Linked DNA regions of Homo sapiens: region 2 is linked to region 1. A link is a loop called in an ENCODE intact Hi-C map of the cell type or tissue named here. Cell type or tissue: heart right ventricle. All regions are shown on one strand.

Region 1 (8,000 bases):
TTCAAATACTGACTCTTCCACATTATGAGCTGTGTGACCTTGGTCAAATGACCTACTCTCTCTGTGCCTTAGTTTCTTCATCCATAAGATGGGGGATAATATGGTTTGGATCTGTGTCCCCACCCAAATCTGATGCTGAACTGTGATCCCCAGTGTTGGCGGTGGGGCCTGGTGGGAGGTGATTGGATCATGGGGGTGGCTTCTCGTGGTTTAACACCATCTCCTTTGGTGTTGTCATGGTGAGAGTGAGTTGTCACGAGATCTGATTGTCTATAAGTGTGCAGTGCCTCTCCCCGCTTCCTCCTGCTCCAGTCAGGTAAGAGGTGCCTGCTTCCCCTTCATCTTCCACCGTGATTGTAAGTTTCCTGAGGCCTCCCCAGCTATGCTTCCTGCACAGCCTGTGGAACTTGAGCCAATTAAAACATTTTTCTTTATAAATTACCCAGTCTCAGGTTTTTTTTTTTTTTTTTTTCGAGATGGAGTTTCGCTCTTGTTGCCCAGGCTGGAGTGCAGTGGTGCGATCTCAGCTCACTGCAACCTCCGCCTCCCAGGTTCAAGTGGTTCTCTTGCCTCAGCCTCCCAAGTGGCTGGGATTACAGGTGCCAGCCACCACACTCAGCTAATTTTTTGTATTTTAGTAGAGATGGGGGTTTCACCATGTTGTCCAGGCTGGTCTTGAACTCCTGACCTCAGATGATCCACCCACCTCGGCCTCCCAAAGTGCAGGGATTACATGCGTGATCCACTGCACCTGGTCTCAGGTATTTCTTTATAGCAGTGCAAGAACAGACGAATACAGGGGAACACATAGCACCCTGTTGTAGAGTTGTTTGAGGATTAAATCAGTTAAATTCTACAACAGGCCTAGAGTAAGCCTAGGCATGACACATCATAAACACAATAAATGTCACAGTCTCTTGTTATGAAGATGATGATGATGATGATGATGATGATGATGATTCTCTGTTTCAATGAATAGCAACAAGATTTGACCAGTCATGTAAGTGTACACCTGAATCCACATCTTGGACCAATCACCTATAAGCTCTGTGACCCTGGGCAAGTCACATAACCTCTGTGACAGCCTTAATGTTCTCATTTGGGAAATGAGCCTTATATAGATCGGTAATGCGGATTTAGTAAAACAGTCCATGGACAGTGCTCAGGGCAGTGCCTGGCACGTAGGGAGCGCTCAGTAAAGATCGGCAGTCACCATAAGGACCATTGCTCTTCCTCCTCCTCAGCTCTCACCACTCATTACTTTCCAAGTCTTCTTGCTGTAGCCCTTAAAAACTCCAAAATCACCCTTCTCTTCTTTACCATGTCTCTCACTGTTTAGCACCTTTCATGTCCTAAAAGTTCTTTGTTTCTTTTTTTTTTTTTTTTTTGAGATGGAGTCTCACTCTGTCGCCCAGGCTGGAGTGCAGTGGTGCAATCCCGGCTCACTGCAACCACTCCCCCGGGTTCAAGTGATTCTCCTGCCTCCACCTCCTGAGTAGCTGGGACTACAGGTGCATGCCACCACACCTGGCTAACTTTTGTATTTTTAGTAGAGATGGGGTTTCACCATGTTGGCCAGGCTGGTCTCAAACTCCTGACCTCAAGTGATCTTTATCCCAGCCTCTGGCTCTCCAGAGCATCCTCAGCTCCCCACTAGGATGAGCTCAGGAAGCACAGTCATGCCACTTCCTGCTCCCAGCCCTCCACAGGCTTCCTCTCACTTGCACTGATGGAACATTTCAGGAGAAGCTTGCACCCACCGCAGTCCACCTGACAGCCCACCTCTCCAACTGAGCCATTCCAAACAGTCGCAGCTCCCCATTTGTCCCAAAGGTCTTCTGCGTTTTGCCACATGCCTGTCCCCAAGACAGCAGTGGGCACATGAAAGGATAGAGTGAAATACAACTGGCAACTCCTGCAAGGCATTCTTTTCAGATGTCTGCACTCCGTGCAATTACCATTATTTAAACGTTTAGGCCTTCAAAATCAGCAGTTCTGTAAGGAGCAATCTAATATGACAGAATAGGATACAAATGTCCCACTAATTTTCAAGCTAAAATATAAGACCTCACAAATCCTTTTTGCTTACCAAAGGTTGCTGTGGGCAGTGACTGAAAAACTTAGGGTTTTGTGTTCACTCCTCACTGCCACTAAGGTTATTTCAGGGGAAAACATCGTTCCCAACCATATCATCTGTTTCATGTCCTCTTCTCTGGCCAGCTTGACAGACAGGACACAGCCCACCCCCTGCCCTCGTGTTAGTTGAGCGAGACATCCCTCCGTGTTGGCAGAGAGCACGTTGTGGTCCCTGTCCATCAACACAGGTCTCCCTACCCATCCCTTGTTTGCCTGTCTTTCCTCTATAAACTCCAGAGGTGGGGGTGGTGTCTTATTCGCTTTTGTATTGTCAGAGCTCAGCACGGCCCCTGACGTGATAAAAGACTAAATTAATATTAATCAAAGTTAATGAGTTTCCAAAATACAGCATGTTTCATAAGAAAAGCTACTGGATATCTCACTAAGCTTTTTCTAGACTCTACTTCCCATTCTACTCAATATGCCTCTATCTGCAACAAAGACTCCAAGACACTGCCCACATATATTGTATAGGATGTGAGGCCATGCTTGCTAATGCCACTTTGTAACTTATGGGTAGATGGCAAGAAAGATATTTAAAAATGTTTGAAATAAAAGTTTTAAGTAGTGAGGCTGTGAGTAAACAACCCACCCTTCCAGGGCATAAGGACCTCAGGGTAGAGTGGTTCCTTGGAAAACATTTTGGGTTATGTTCATGTTGTTTATTTTCCAAGAAAAATTAAAGTCAGCACCTTGATTTCTGTCTCCGTTTAGACTCCAGAGACTTGCTGCACTCTCTGTTACCCGGAACTACACCCTTTTGAAGGCAAATTGCCAAAAAAAAAAAAAAAAAAAAAAAAAAAAACTTTTTAAATTTGTTTTTGTGGTTTTGTTTTGGAGAGTGGTATTCTTTCCCCCTTTGTCCACATTTGAGTTACAATAGCTGCAACAGTGGCCAAGCTGATAAGAAGAGAAAACCTTGTAAAGGAACAAACCTTGAGCAAGAAAGGAAATTACCAAATAGGGAATTTTCATTCTTCTAAAATTAAAAACAGCCTAAATTAAAGCAGCATGCTGGGAAACCTCCTCAGATTGTTTTTAATAAGCTTTTAAAGACAGTAGAGAGATGATCCTGTAAATAGAGCAAAACAATCACGCTTCTTCACCCAATTCATCACCAAGAGGAGCTCCTTCCTTTCAAGAACTGCCCTTCACCAGCAGGCTCAAGCCCAGATTGTTCTCCAGTTCTCTGGTCCTTTTAAGAGAGACATCAACAAAGTTGGGCATGAAATTACAGTGCCTGATAACAAAGCAGTTCAAAGAAGACTTTGATAAGGAATTTTGGCTTCTGTTGAATGGAAGGTCTACAGGCTAGTTTGTTCTTATTTGGAGCTGGTGTGGGTAAGGACAGAGAATACAGCAGGGAGGGGAAGCAGATGCAGAAAATTCAGCCAATGAGCAGTACCTTCCTGGGACTCTTGGCATGCTGGGTGTCCACGTGGGGAATTCTAGAGACAGTGTCCAGGAGTAGGCAGCCCTGTGGGATCTGGAGGGCTCAGCATGGTTCCCTTAATTCAAAGACTCTCCCTTCTTTCCATCTTCCCTTTCTATTTTATTTTATTTATTTTTCGAGACAAAGTCTCACTCTGTCGCCTAGGCTGGGGTGTGGAATGCAGTGGCACCATCTCGGCTCACTGCAGCCTCCACCTCCCGGGTTCCAGTGATTCTCCTGCATCAGCCTCCTGGGTAACTGGGATTACAGGCATGTGCCATCACGCCTGGCTAATTTTCATATTTTTAGTAGAGATGGGCTTTCACCATGTTGGCCAGGCTGGTCTCGAACTCCTAACCTCAGGTGATCTGCCCACCTCGGCCTGCCAAAGTGCTGGGATTACAGGCGTGAGCCACCGCGCCCAGCTCATCTTCCCTTTCCTGTTTAGATTACTTGACAATAAGATCAAAATGCTAAGAAAGACTTATTTCTGTAAAAATCAGTTGACTTGAGCAATTCAGAAGATGTACATATCAAATTTCGCTTTTCTCTACTTATCCACTTCCTTCAAACCCAAATGACAATGAAGTCATTGCCAAAGACGTCAGCTGAGATGCTATAGTCATATTGTCTCATTGCACCTCAGACTGTCTAAGCATTTCATAAAAACATGCATTTTTAAATTTTCTGTTATTGCAGTTGCTTTATCCTTACTCAGCTTACATCACAACAGGAGGAGGATGCAAAGGGATGGGACTCAGTTCCACATAAGGCATCAGGTCCAGCTTAAAAACCCTGAAATTCTGCAGTTCTTACATCTCTTTTCAATTTGATAAAACTGAGAAACCATAATTAGTTTACCTAAATCCTTTTGAAATTAAATATTAGTTTAAAAACATGGCTAAATGGACCCATTTCCATGAAGACAGCACCTAAGGTTGTATGTCAACAAGCCTCCTAATTTTGGTTCCTCAAGAACCTTAAAGACAAGTGTCGAAACCTTGCAGCTAAGTTTCTTATTTTTTTTTTTTTTTGAGATGGAGTCTTGCTGTCTTACCCGGGCTGGAGCACAATGGCATGATCTTGGCTCACTGCAACCTCCGCCTCCTGGGTCCAAGTGATTCTCTTGCCTCAGCCTCCCAAGTAGCTTGGACTACAGGTGCATGCCACCACGCCAGGCTAATTTTTGTATTTTTAGTAGACACGAGGTTTTACCATGTTGGCCAGGCTGGTCTCGAACTCCTGACCTCAGGTGATCCACCCGCCTCAGCCTCCCAAAGTGCTAGGATTACAGGCAAGAGCCACCACCCCGTCAAACCTTGCAGCTAAATTTCAATAGGAGCTTTCTTGTTTGTTTGTTGTTTTTGTTTTACTAATAGGGCTCTCTGAAAGTAGACTTAATTGTACCTTTGTAGGTCACTCCTCCTTACGAAAGACAGGGTTGTCTGGAAGCCAAAATTCCTTAGCTTCTACTTCATTGGTAATCACAAACTGCAGCCTCATGAAAAGAAAATAGCTCTATCTTTTCAGACAAAAAAAAAAAAAAAAAAAAAAAAACTGGCCAGGAATAAGTTTCCAATGACTAGGCTGTCCTCCGAATCATGTGATGAGGAGATTATAATTTTCTATACTTTCCGATGTACTAAATTATTTGCCAGAATAATATCTGTATTGGATGTGAATAATTCAAGGTGTTATAACCTTTTTTTTTTTTTCTGGTGGCCATACACTAGAGCTATTCAGCAAAAGTGCTACTCTTCAACCACCTGATCAAAATATGAAAGGTGGAATCTTAGCAGAGTGATTCTGTCCAGTCTTGCTAATTGGGGTTGGGGTGGTGGGGAATCTGTTTTGGAGGATCGTGGCATGCACATGACCCTGTATCAACATTCCCTGCAGTGTTCTCCCCAGTGACGAGAAAAGACAGGACAGGAAGGATTTTGCCAGGTCCTAGGAAGGGCTTAAAGGTCCCTAAAACTAGCCAAAATATGTTCTATGGAGTAATTAGGGTAAACATCCAAATAAAGCATTTCTTGCCAGAAGTAAGGGAGTGCTTTTTCTCAGTTTCAGTGTGTCACCAAAGCAGGACATGAATCCAAAACATAATCCCAGAAAACAGTGGATTGCGTTCTTACAAAGTTTAAAGAAACAGTAATAGAGAAGTCTGTTCCAATAATGGCTGAGTCTAGAGCAAGAAAGTCCTTATATCTGTCCAGGTAATTTTTTTGTTTTAAACATTTACCTTTGTATAGTAAAACATCACACTGTTAAAAAACTGATTCTTCACAAATGGTACAATTAGTAAGCATTTTTAAATATTTTTTTAAAGTAACATTAAAATAATCAGCTAATAATTGTTCTAAATTATCCATGGCTGGCAATTCACCTTAACTGAAACTTCTGAGTTATTTTAATATATACAACTAAGTGGCAGCTATTATCAATATAGCGCCAAAAAAGAAACACCTTCTAGAAGGTATGCCTTGCAAATTTAATCTTATTATATTAACTGACAAAATCATAAGTAATAAGTAGAGCAAAGCAAGAATAAATGTTGAATGGTTACATTCATGAGTGAATTTAAGGCACTCACAATCCAGTATTTGTATGAAAGAACATGATAATAAAGAAAACCATGTTCCTTAATGAAACTGGTATTCTTTGAACATGTTACTGAGAAGATTTAAACAGAAACTCATATTTTAAATATACTTGTAAAGTGATCTATAATTACACAGGAGAACAAAGCGCTGTAAAAGCCAGCATCCTGTCCTAGAAACAAAATGTCTGCTACATCATTGCTTAGAACTTAACATAATTAATACCTATGACCTCAATTCTGCAAAGTATTATTATTTCTATTTTGCCTATAGGGGAGTGCTTTGTAAAAACTCATTTATAACACCAGGAGTGGCTATGTATTATTGAAAACTGAGTCAAAAGTAGCTTGCCTAAGGCCACTCATAATAACTGGTCCAGAAAGAAGAAAAATCCAGGAGTGCCACACTATTCATGTTCTCTTTTAGCTTATTTGAATAATATTTATAATACATTTAAATATATATTCTTCTGTGATTTAGTTAAGATTACCTACCAGTCAAGCCTTTGCTATCAAATTTGAACTTCTCTCCAACCATAAAAATATGGACTATGGGTTGATTAGAAAAGAATATCATGAGAAAAAATTATGATATCAGCGATATTCTTCAGAGTCTATAATTTTAGATGCCATGCTAATGGGGAAGACAAAGACCCATCATGAATGGTCTTGAACTGGAAACTAAAGATTATGGGTCTTTATTAAGAATAAGATCATTGTAAATGTTTCTTACGACTCTTGTGATTATATTTAACAAATTTAAATTTATTAATTTGATTATATTCATCATTGAAGTTCCTCCCAAGCCTTTATTCTCTATCTCATTTTGTGGTACAACTATCTCTTCATAATCCCAAGTCATAAACCTAGACCTTAGGATCCTTGACTTTTCTCCCTCAGCTTCTGTAACTCACTTCCAAAGTATTTTTCAAATTCTTCCTCTCCTTTGTATCCTCATCCCATCGATCCCTTCATTGGCATCCCAGCTGCTCCTCGGCGTCCAGTTTTGCACCCCCTAATTCCACCTTCCTCCATTTCACATTACACCGAATGGAGTGAGGGGAGCTGGTTGGGTGACCACAAAGAATTCAAGCTGAATGTGCCCGCTGGGATACAGTGCTGAAGAGTTTGAGACTTTCAATGTCTTCCAATAACCTGTAATAGAAGATCCCGACTCCGGGACACCCTGTATGAAGGTCTCCATGACCTGGCCATGAATATCTTCCTTTCTTCCATCCAAAGGTTGATCCATGCACATTATTCCAGCAGACTCCCTGCTTCCAGTTGGGTTCTGCTGATAGGGAGTACAGGGCAATTGGCGAAAGGAAAGAGAATGCTGTCAGAGTACCTCTCCCCTAACCTCTCCCTGCGGGCTCCCATAGATCTGGCTTCCCCTCCCCAGCTGAAGCCTACACCCCTTTCTCATCAGGCAACCCTTTTCATAGAGTACTCTGTCTCCAGAATCTGGGAGAGCTTCATGCCTAGCAGCAGCAGCACTGCCCTCCTACCTGTGGGTCTGTGCTACCTCTGCATTTTCCCTGCACTCTTCCCACATCTCCGCACACAGTCCCTTTATTACCCGTCTCACCTGGTATCCTGGTCCATTGCTAAAGGCTCACTGCTAAAGTTAGCCTTCTGGTCACTCTCTTCTGTTTCCAATATCCACTGATCCTTTCTCCTGCCTCTTGCCAATACCTCTTTCTTAATATTGAAGAGTGCTCTAATTAACTGTGTGTATACTGCATAAATGAGTTTTCATAAAACAATATTATTTCTCCAAGTATTTGATTGTGCATTGCTAATGTATACATGTAATGTCTCTTTCCTGTACAA
Region 2 (8,000 bases), 160 kb after region 1:
GATAAGTGAGAAAATCCTTACACATGGTCACACATTGTATAATTCCATTTATATGAAATGTCCAAAATAGACAAATTCACAGAGACAGAAAGTAGATTAGTGGTGGCCAGAGGCGGGGTACAGGGGAGAATGGGAAGTGATTACTAATGGGCCCAGGATTTCTTTGTGGGGTGATGAAAATGTTCCGGAATTAGGTAGTGGTGATGGTTGCATAAGGCTGTGAATGTACTCACAGCTCCTGAATTGTTCACTCAGAAAACAAACAAACAAGAATACCACATAGCAAAATACGGTAAGTGTGGTAGATATAATATTTAGTTTTTGAGATGAATCTTGTAGGATGCATATGATTTTGAGCAGAGTATAGTATCAACAAAGACCTAGAGCAGAAAGTATCAGTTGGTTTGAAATTTAGAGAGGGTCTAGTTTGACTACATTGTCAAGCCATTTGAAAAGATAAGGCTGCAAGCTAGAATGAAATCAGATGTCAGATGACCCTGGATGTCCCATGGAAGTTCCCATAAGGGTTAGGGAGGCAGCGCTGAGGGCTTTGAAGGCTGAATGCCTTAGGATTATCCTTGCAGGTCAGTTTGAATCCTCACTCCCGGGAATGCTAGAATCACAGAATTTTATAGCCAAAGAAGCCTGCGATACTATCTAGTTCAGTAATTTAAAAGCAGTGGGGCCTATTTTTCAAAAGCGATTTTAGCAATATGTAGGGCAGATAAAAGGAAGCAGCCCTGGGATCCAGATACCTCCACCCTTTCATTTCAGCTCCCCTCCAGACACCCATGAGGAAAACAGCAGCAGCAGCAGCAGCAGCAGCAGCAGCAGCAGCAGCAGCAGCAGCAGTAGCACAGATAACCCTTCGTTTTAGAGATGAAGACACTGAGAGTCTGAAAATTAACTTGCCTTCACAAGAAAATGGAATTGATGTTTGTCAAACTGTGTTCCAGGGGTAGGGGGAAATAACAAAGGCAGGGATGAGGGAGTGCACAGAGTATGATCAGGAATGTTCAGGAAAAGAATTGTGCCATGTAGTAGGAGCCAAGACAATCGCCTTTCTGTGATGAGGTCATTTAGGCCTGGCATGAGTGTAAATTAGGCAGTGATGTCACCCCTCACATGAGGGAGCATGCCTTGAGCACATCGGCATCTTCCGCAAAGGTCTGCACACGACGAATGAGTCAATGTTCTCCTTGGCTCTGTCCGAGGGCAGCCCCTATGGCGGCATCTTGTATCTACCCATCAGGATGGGTGAGGAGGGTCCCACTGAAGGAAGCTGGATCACTCTTCTCCACTTCCACCATGCACAGAGTACACAGGCAAACCCTGGGGAGGGATTCCTGAAAACTCGTCTCTCTGATCTCAGGAAGGAGGGCAGGAAGTTTTCCCCTGCAGGCAAAACAGAAAACAGGGCTCATTTGACGCTCTTACTTCTTAGTGGCCCAATAACAATACACAAAGTCCATATCTTGGCCCTCGACTTTCATCTTTTTGTTCAACCACAGATGCCAAAATGAACCAATCCATTCAATGAAAATAGCAAACTGACATTTACAAGGGATTCCCCACCAGTCCGGAACACCACTCACCAATCCAACAATTGCTGCACACTTAGGTGGTGAGACCCTCTGAACTTAGTCATGGTCTTAGTTGAAAAGGGGGAAAAGTATATGAACTTATCTGAGAGACAAAGAATAGTGAGAAAGAGACTTCTAATCTGGAAGTGAGAGAAACCTTTTGTCAAATGTTTCCCAGTTTTCAATGCCAGTGAAGACACACACAATGGGGAATATTCAAGTCGCCCAAGAGGAGGAAATCTATTTATTTGCCTTGTATTGTTTCTCGTATTAGATCATGATTCAAAGGAAGTGCTATTGCAACTGTTTGAATTCTAATGATTATAAGACAGGTTATGGCTCCAGGTGCTGATTGTGAATACAAACAATAATGATACTATGCTGTATTTTAAAATATATAATAATGGCATTATCCAGTAAAACCACTATCACACTACTGCCTGTATAATGGGAAACAACCACCAGCTTAACTGTGGGGACATTTTAGGATTATAGGGCTAATCTTTATTTAATAAACTCAAAGAAAAAAAGTCCTAGCAAATATCTGCTTGTGATGGTAGAGTTTCCCGGCTCTTTCTTGGTTAGACATTAAAGCTATTAAAGGACTTCTAAAAACAGTGAGGGTTTTTGTTTCTCAAGTATGCTCTTCTATTATTAAAGTTTATCTGAACAAAGATTTTCTTTGGGGAAATCTATGCCAGAGTGTCTTTCCCGAGGATGCAACACATGGAAAGGTGTAAAACAATTGTTTTGCCAAGGGGGAAAATACTCCTCACATTCACAGTGATGCACTTTGTTCTCATTATCATAAAATGCAATCATTGTCCATAAACTTTGAAAGAAGACATGGAGAGAATGTTTCCATCATTAAGGAAAAATTACTCATCTTCTTCTCCAAGAAGCTGCCAGGCCTGGCAGAGGGGTGCACGCTCAGAGGATGTTGCCGTTTGATCAAAGGCCAGCAGCCGTGGTCCAGGGCCTCCTCCAACAGGAGGGGTCAGCGGTGTCCCTCAGAAGGAAGCTGAGTGGTTCCGGTTCTACCTAGGCATCCCTCGGACCATCACCAGTTTGGGCTCTTTCACATTTAACCTCTGCTTCCTTAGTTGCCTTCTTTGTGACGCTGTTTTTATTCCATTTGACAACAGCTGCAGAGAATTCCTGTTTAAATTTCATGCCCTACTTTGCATGTTCTTCTCACCTCCTTCTGCCAAAAAACTGTATCCCTTTGTTTTTGTGGAGGGTGGAATTAACCAACCTAAAAGATTCCTCTCGGATGGAGAGCCAAACGCATCTCCTCTGTAGCACCCTCAGCAAGAGATGGGGGTGAATCAAAGCGTGCTTCACATTTTCAAGGAAAATGCCTACTTGAATCAGAGTTTTTTGATGACTTTAATTTTCCCCTTTGAGCCTCCAGTGGAATCGTAATTCCCTTTATGTGGAGGAAAGTGCATTGGCTCTGCTAACCAAAATACTCCAAAGCTGCCGGGTGAAGGGCAGAGGACAGCTTGGCAGTCAGACGCTTATGTAAAGGACTGAGTTTAACGGCAGCGTGCATTGGACACTCATGACTCCATGCCAACGAGCAAAACGGCTCCATATAGAAACTTGTTATGATATTAAACCAAAACATCCTGGCCCATTAGTCCTCAAGGCATTTTTTGTTGTCTTTTCTTAGCTTAGTGAATAATGTCTCCAAGTGTGGTACAGTGCTAAATGAAATCTAGTTAAATTAAAAGAAATAAATAAAACTGGAGCTGATAAGCCCAAGCTTGTAGCATACCCTGTGACTTCCACATAATCTAATAATTGCATTAGTTAACCTTTTTTTATCACTTTGATGAATATTACATTAACTTAAAAGATTTAGAGGCCAACCGGTTATCATTTTTAAAAGACGAAAGAAAACAATCATCTCCATCATTTTCCATTTTACAAAAATTAATGCTACTTTTTATACAAAAATAAATACTTAAAAAATTAGATATCACTGGATTCATCACTAAAATCTGGAAATGCCTTCTCCTCTGTATATAGCAGGTGATAAGAAATTCTTGTTACTTTCTGTGTTTTACATTCTCTATTCTTACCAGGTGTGGGAATTTAGTTACCTGACCTGGAAGATGATCTCTAAATTTGCATATTCCAAAGCCTTATCTATTCAAGACAAATTACTTGACTCACTGTGTTATTTGGTTCAAAGTATTGCTGTCACTATGATTGCTTATGGCCATGTCCAGAAGGCAAAGGAAAATGGAGCAGCATCCTGCAGATGACTGAGGCCAACCTAATGCCCTATGCTCCCCAAAAGACAGGACAGAGAAAGATTATTTGGAGGCAGTGAATAAATTGCCTCAGTTCTCTGCTTTATTTTATAAGGGCAAAAGTGGCCTTTCTGGACATGACAGCTCTCGAGGAAAACTCAATGGTGGATATAAAGAATTTTCACTCAATTTTTTTCCTTTCTTGACCTTTATATCAAGCATAGCACAGGGAACATAGCAGAAAGAGTATAGCTTTGGGCTCTAGGGAACCTGGACTTGCATCTTGTCTCTGTAACCTACTAGCTATGAGACTTTGGGTAAATTATTATTTTTTTAAAAAATTTTATTTATTTATTTTTGAGACGGAGTCTTGCTCTGTCACCCAGGCTGGAGTGCAGTGGTGCCATCTCAGCTCACTGCAAGCTCCGCCTCTTGGGTTCACGCCATTCTCCTGCCTCAGCCTCCCTAGTAGCTGGGACTATAGGCACCCGCCACCACACCCGGCTAATTTTTTTGTGTTTTTAGTAGAGATGGGGTTTCACCGTGTTAGCCAGGATGGTCTCGATCTCCTGACCTCGTGATCCTCCCGCCTCAGCCTCCCAAAGTGCTGAGATTACAGGCATGAGCCACCGCTCCTGGCCTGGGTAAATTATTTAACCATATAAGCCTTAATTCTTGGTTCCTCAAATGTAGCAAGTGTAACTTCAAAACCTTGGTGCGTGAATTAAATGAGATTTACTTGAAATTTGAATAAATCATTAGGGCAATGCGAGGAAATCATGGATCTACAAATAAAAGTGTATGCCCTCTCACTCTATATACTCCTATACCCACTGCCTTCAAAACAAAAATAAGAGCCAAACCAGATAAACAAAAACAAGAACCCACAGTGGTGTCTCTGAGATAGTTCAACATGGTGATATTAATAGAAAGGCTTCATAATTTACTTAGAGGCCTTCTCTCTTTGTTGGGTTCTTTCAACAAAACCTAAATTCCTGCTTATCTGTGCCGCCTGGTAGATCCTGCGGATCCGTGGGAGCCACCATGGATTTTGATGCTGGCTGTTCCATCAGTGGTTCACTTCGGCATTATTTAAAACAAATTTCCAGTGTAATGAAGCCTCTCCCTTTTGTAAATGTAAATTATATTTCATAAGCCTGGGAACATGTAAGTTTGCCAAATCTGAAGCAAGACAGCCTTGATGACTTCAGTCCGTTCTCAGCCCTTGATTACAATTCGATTTCCTTTGGCATCAAAAGAGAAACTATTTTAGTGAACAATGTTCTTCCTTTAGCAAGAGTGAGCTCCGGTTACTTGGCAAAGGACCCGTTCATTTGCCAGACAATATGTCCAGCGTCTTAGCAATAGCTGAAACACTGCATTTGATTTAAGAGCAACCCAACGTGAAGAAAACAAAAGAAAGTATACAGCTCCCTGCAGGGTAGACATCAGAAAATTGGTTGGTTAACCGTCATTTCCCCATTGCTCTCTCAGGTGTGATTTTGTGATGAGGTTGCATTTGGGAGTGGGAGCTGTGACTCTCATCTGCCCCTCGACTGGGCATTCACGTCAGTGTGTGTCTACGTATTCTATTTTACTCAAAACGCTTTTTCTTTCTTCTGATGCTTTCTCAGAGTCACTTGATGATTAAAACCTCCTTTGTGCTTCCATCTCCCCAGCTAGCATTGCTCTTTTAAGAAGCACCTTCAGCTCTTCTGTGTATACTTCAGATTCTGCCAAGTTGCTCTCACAACAACTTTCAGCTTCTCTCCGACACATGAACATCTTTTCTTGGGAGTTCATCTGAGGTTTCAGTTTGGTCATATTATCTTACTTCATTACTTGGAGAGTATTGTTAACATTACTGGTAGCTGTAATTAGCAAATTGGCGCACCTCTCATTCTTCCAGGAGGAATTTTCCTTGTGTGTAAGGAGGAGTGAGGAGTATTACTGTTCTCTCACTAGGTGCAGAAAGAAGCCCTGGGACTCAGAGACTCCGCCTACTCCAGTTAACACTTTGCATTTCTTGGGCTTGAGAAAAAGCACTGACCACATATCCTTGTCTCTGGTACTTTCCACAATAGACCAGTTCTGTTCCAAAAAAGAGAACAGCTGTAACAACATGGAATTGTGAAACAGGCTGCCCTGTAGCAAGACAGAAATGTGTGTGCATCTATCTGCCTATGGGGAGTCCGTGATGCCTCTTACTGAGAAAACTATCTTCAGGCTCTGGAACCTAAGCATTTTGAGGTCTCTAACCAACCAGAGGTCTATGCTGATCCTTGGTTACCCAGAATTCTCCAACCACATCTGAGCTATAGCAATCTCTCTGTGTCCCAGATTCCTTCTGTGGTGTCATTAAAATTTGTCTTTTCTTTTCCCTCTGCTCACAGTGTTGCTCTTGCCTTGTCCATGAACTAATCTGATACTTGTATCAAGCTTAAGATATTAGTAGAAGCTAATGTATTAATGGTTCCCGTCTCATGAACTGTATTTGCATTTTAATAGCAGCCTACTAGCCTACTACAGATGTTGAGTTTAACCCCACAAATATTGCCTTAATTTGGTAAGAATTTTAGGCACCAAGACAGGACCTAAGGAGAGAAAAACATATTTTGAGGTTAAAAGGTGCTGTTGGCATTTAATTAACTATGTTGTACGGCATATATCAAAGTTAGTTTAATTATTTATTATCTAGCTGTAGCATACAAATAAAATTCTCTGAATTAAATGTCGGAAATGCCAGAATTGTATATATTTTAGTATCCTGATAAAAAAAATCAGACCATCACTTCTTTTCATGCTTAAAACTTTTACCACATCAATATCACTACTATCGATTTAATAAGAGCTTGGTCAAAGTGGATTTTATAATTTTTTTTGTTTTTTCATATTATAGTGGAGGATTGATTTCAACAGATACTATAAATTGGATGGGTTGAGGGAAGAGCTATTTATTAATACTTGATCATCTTTGTTCTCATTCTGACACAGCTGAGTAGGTCACCTGACATTTTGAACACCTCTTAAGTAGGGGTAATTTAACAAGAGCAGAAGATTTCATTTCTGACCTCTAGTTGTTTCTAATCTAGCAAAGACCTTAAGCAGATGTGAGAAAAAGAACTTAGGTGTTATGAAAAGCATGGTTCCATGAATAAAATAGACATGATTTCTAAGAAATGTAGTTGTGATTTAATTATCTGGGGAATTAGAAAAGATCTCTGTAAAATTATATTCTTTTCCAACAATTCTGCATATTCACTACAGAAAATTTGAAAAATACTGAATGGTCTGTGAAACAACATGTGAGTCAGTCAAAATCCCACTCTATAGTGATATGATTAATTCATTCTGTCCAAAAAGCCAGTTTACTGAGTACTTGCATCTGTAAAGTACAAGATGCGTGTGTACTGTAAGTCTGAGAGATCACTAAATATTACAGAATCGAGATGGTGTCATAGGATGCTACCATGCTTTTTTTCATATAGTATTCATGCATAAAATTTTCTTCTATACCATACAACTTTTTCCAAAAACACATGTCTCATATTTTTGTCCAAAGTGTCCGTTGGCATCATCAAAGAGGATAAAGGGAGAAAACCAAAAGAGCCAATCACATAAATGTTGGAAAACACCAGGTATAGTTAAAGCCACCCTTCTTTAAAAAAGAAATATAGTCAAAACCACACACAAATGATATTAACATAGAGAGCGAGGGTGAACTCTAATGGGATCTATAAAAAAATACCAGGCAGACAGCATATTGGAACATCATCTAAGGACTCAGAAGACGACAATATCCATGAACGTTATTAAACAGTTCACAAAAGAAATGCTTTCAAGTTTCTGAAATTCTTTATAACAATAATATTGTTTACAGCTGTTATTTCTGAACTTTTTTTTTTTTTTTTTTTAGCTAAAGAATCTTATTTATTTAAATGAGATACCCAGGGCCAGGGTGCAGTGGTGATATGGTTTGGCTTTGTGTCCCCACCCAAATCTCATCCAAAATTGTAATCTCCATAATCCCCACGTGTCAAGGGTGGGACCAGGTGGAGGTAACTGGGTCATTGGGCAGTTTCCACAGTGCATTTCTCATGATAGTGAGTGAGTTCTCACGAGATCTGATGATTTTATAAGCATCTGGCATTTCCCC

Evidence for each region. Hi-C counts contacts between places; a loop is a spot of excess contacts. Peaks named below come from ENCODE experiments on the same cell type or tissue, not always from the same donor. Only the 100,000 strongest peaks of a DNase experiment are listed, where the experiment ranks them.
Region 2: a loop joins it to region 1, with 4 times the contacts of the local background. A loop is called at or near these places in 2 of 110 quality-filtered maps.

What each region holds. Positions count from the first base shown.
Region 1 is chr13:106,869,496-106,877,495 of GRCh38, reverse strand. No RefSeq gene overlaps it. Among named protein-coding and RNA genes, the nearest start is that of LINC00443, 220 kb to the right of the region's middle. In heart right ventricle, no CTCF peak of the experiment used is centred here; no DNase peak of the experiment used is centred here; H3K27ac peaks cover 2,505 bases.
Region 2 is chr13:106,707,603-106,715,602 of GRCh38, reverse strand. No RefSeq gene overlaps it. Among named protein-coding and RNA genes, the nearest start is that of LINC00443, 58 kb to the right of the region's middle. In heart right ventricle, no CTCF peak of the experiment used is centred here; no DNase peak of the experiment used is centred here; H3K4me3 peaks cover 984 bases; H3K27ac peaks cover 7,666 bases.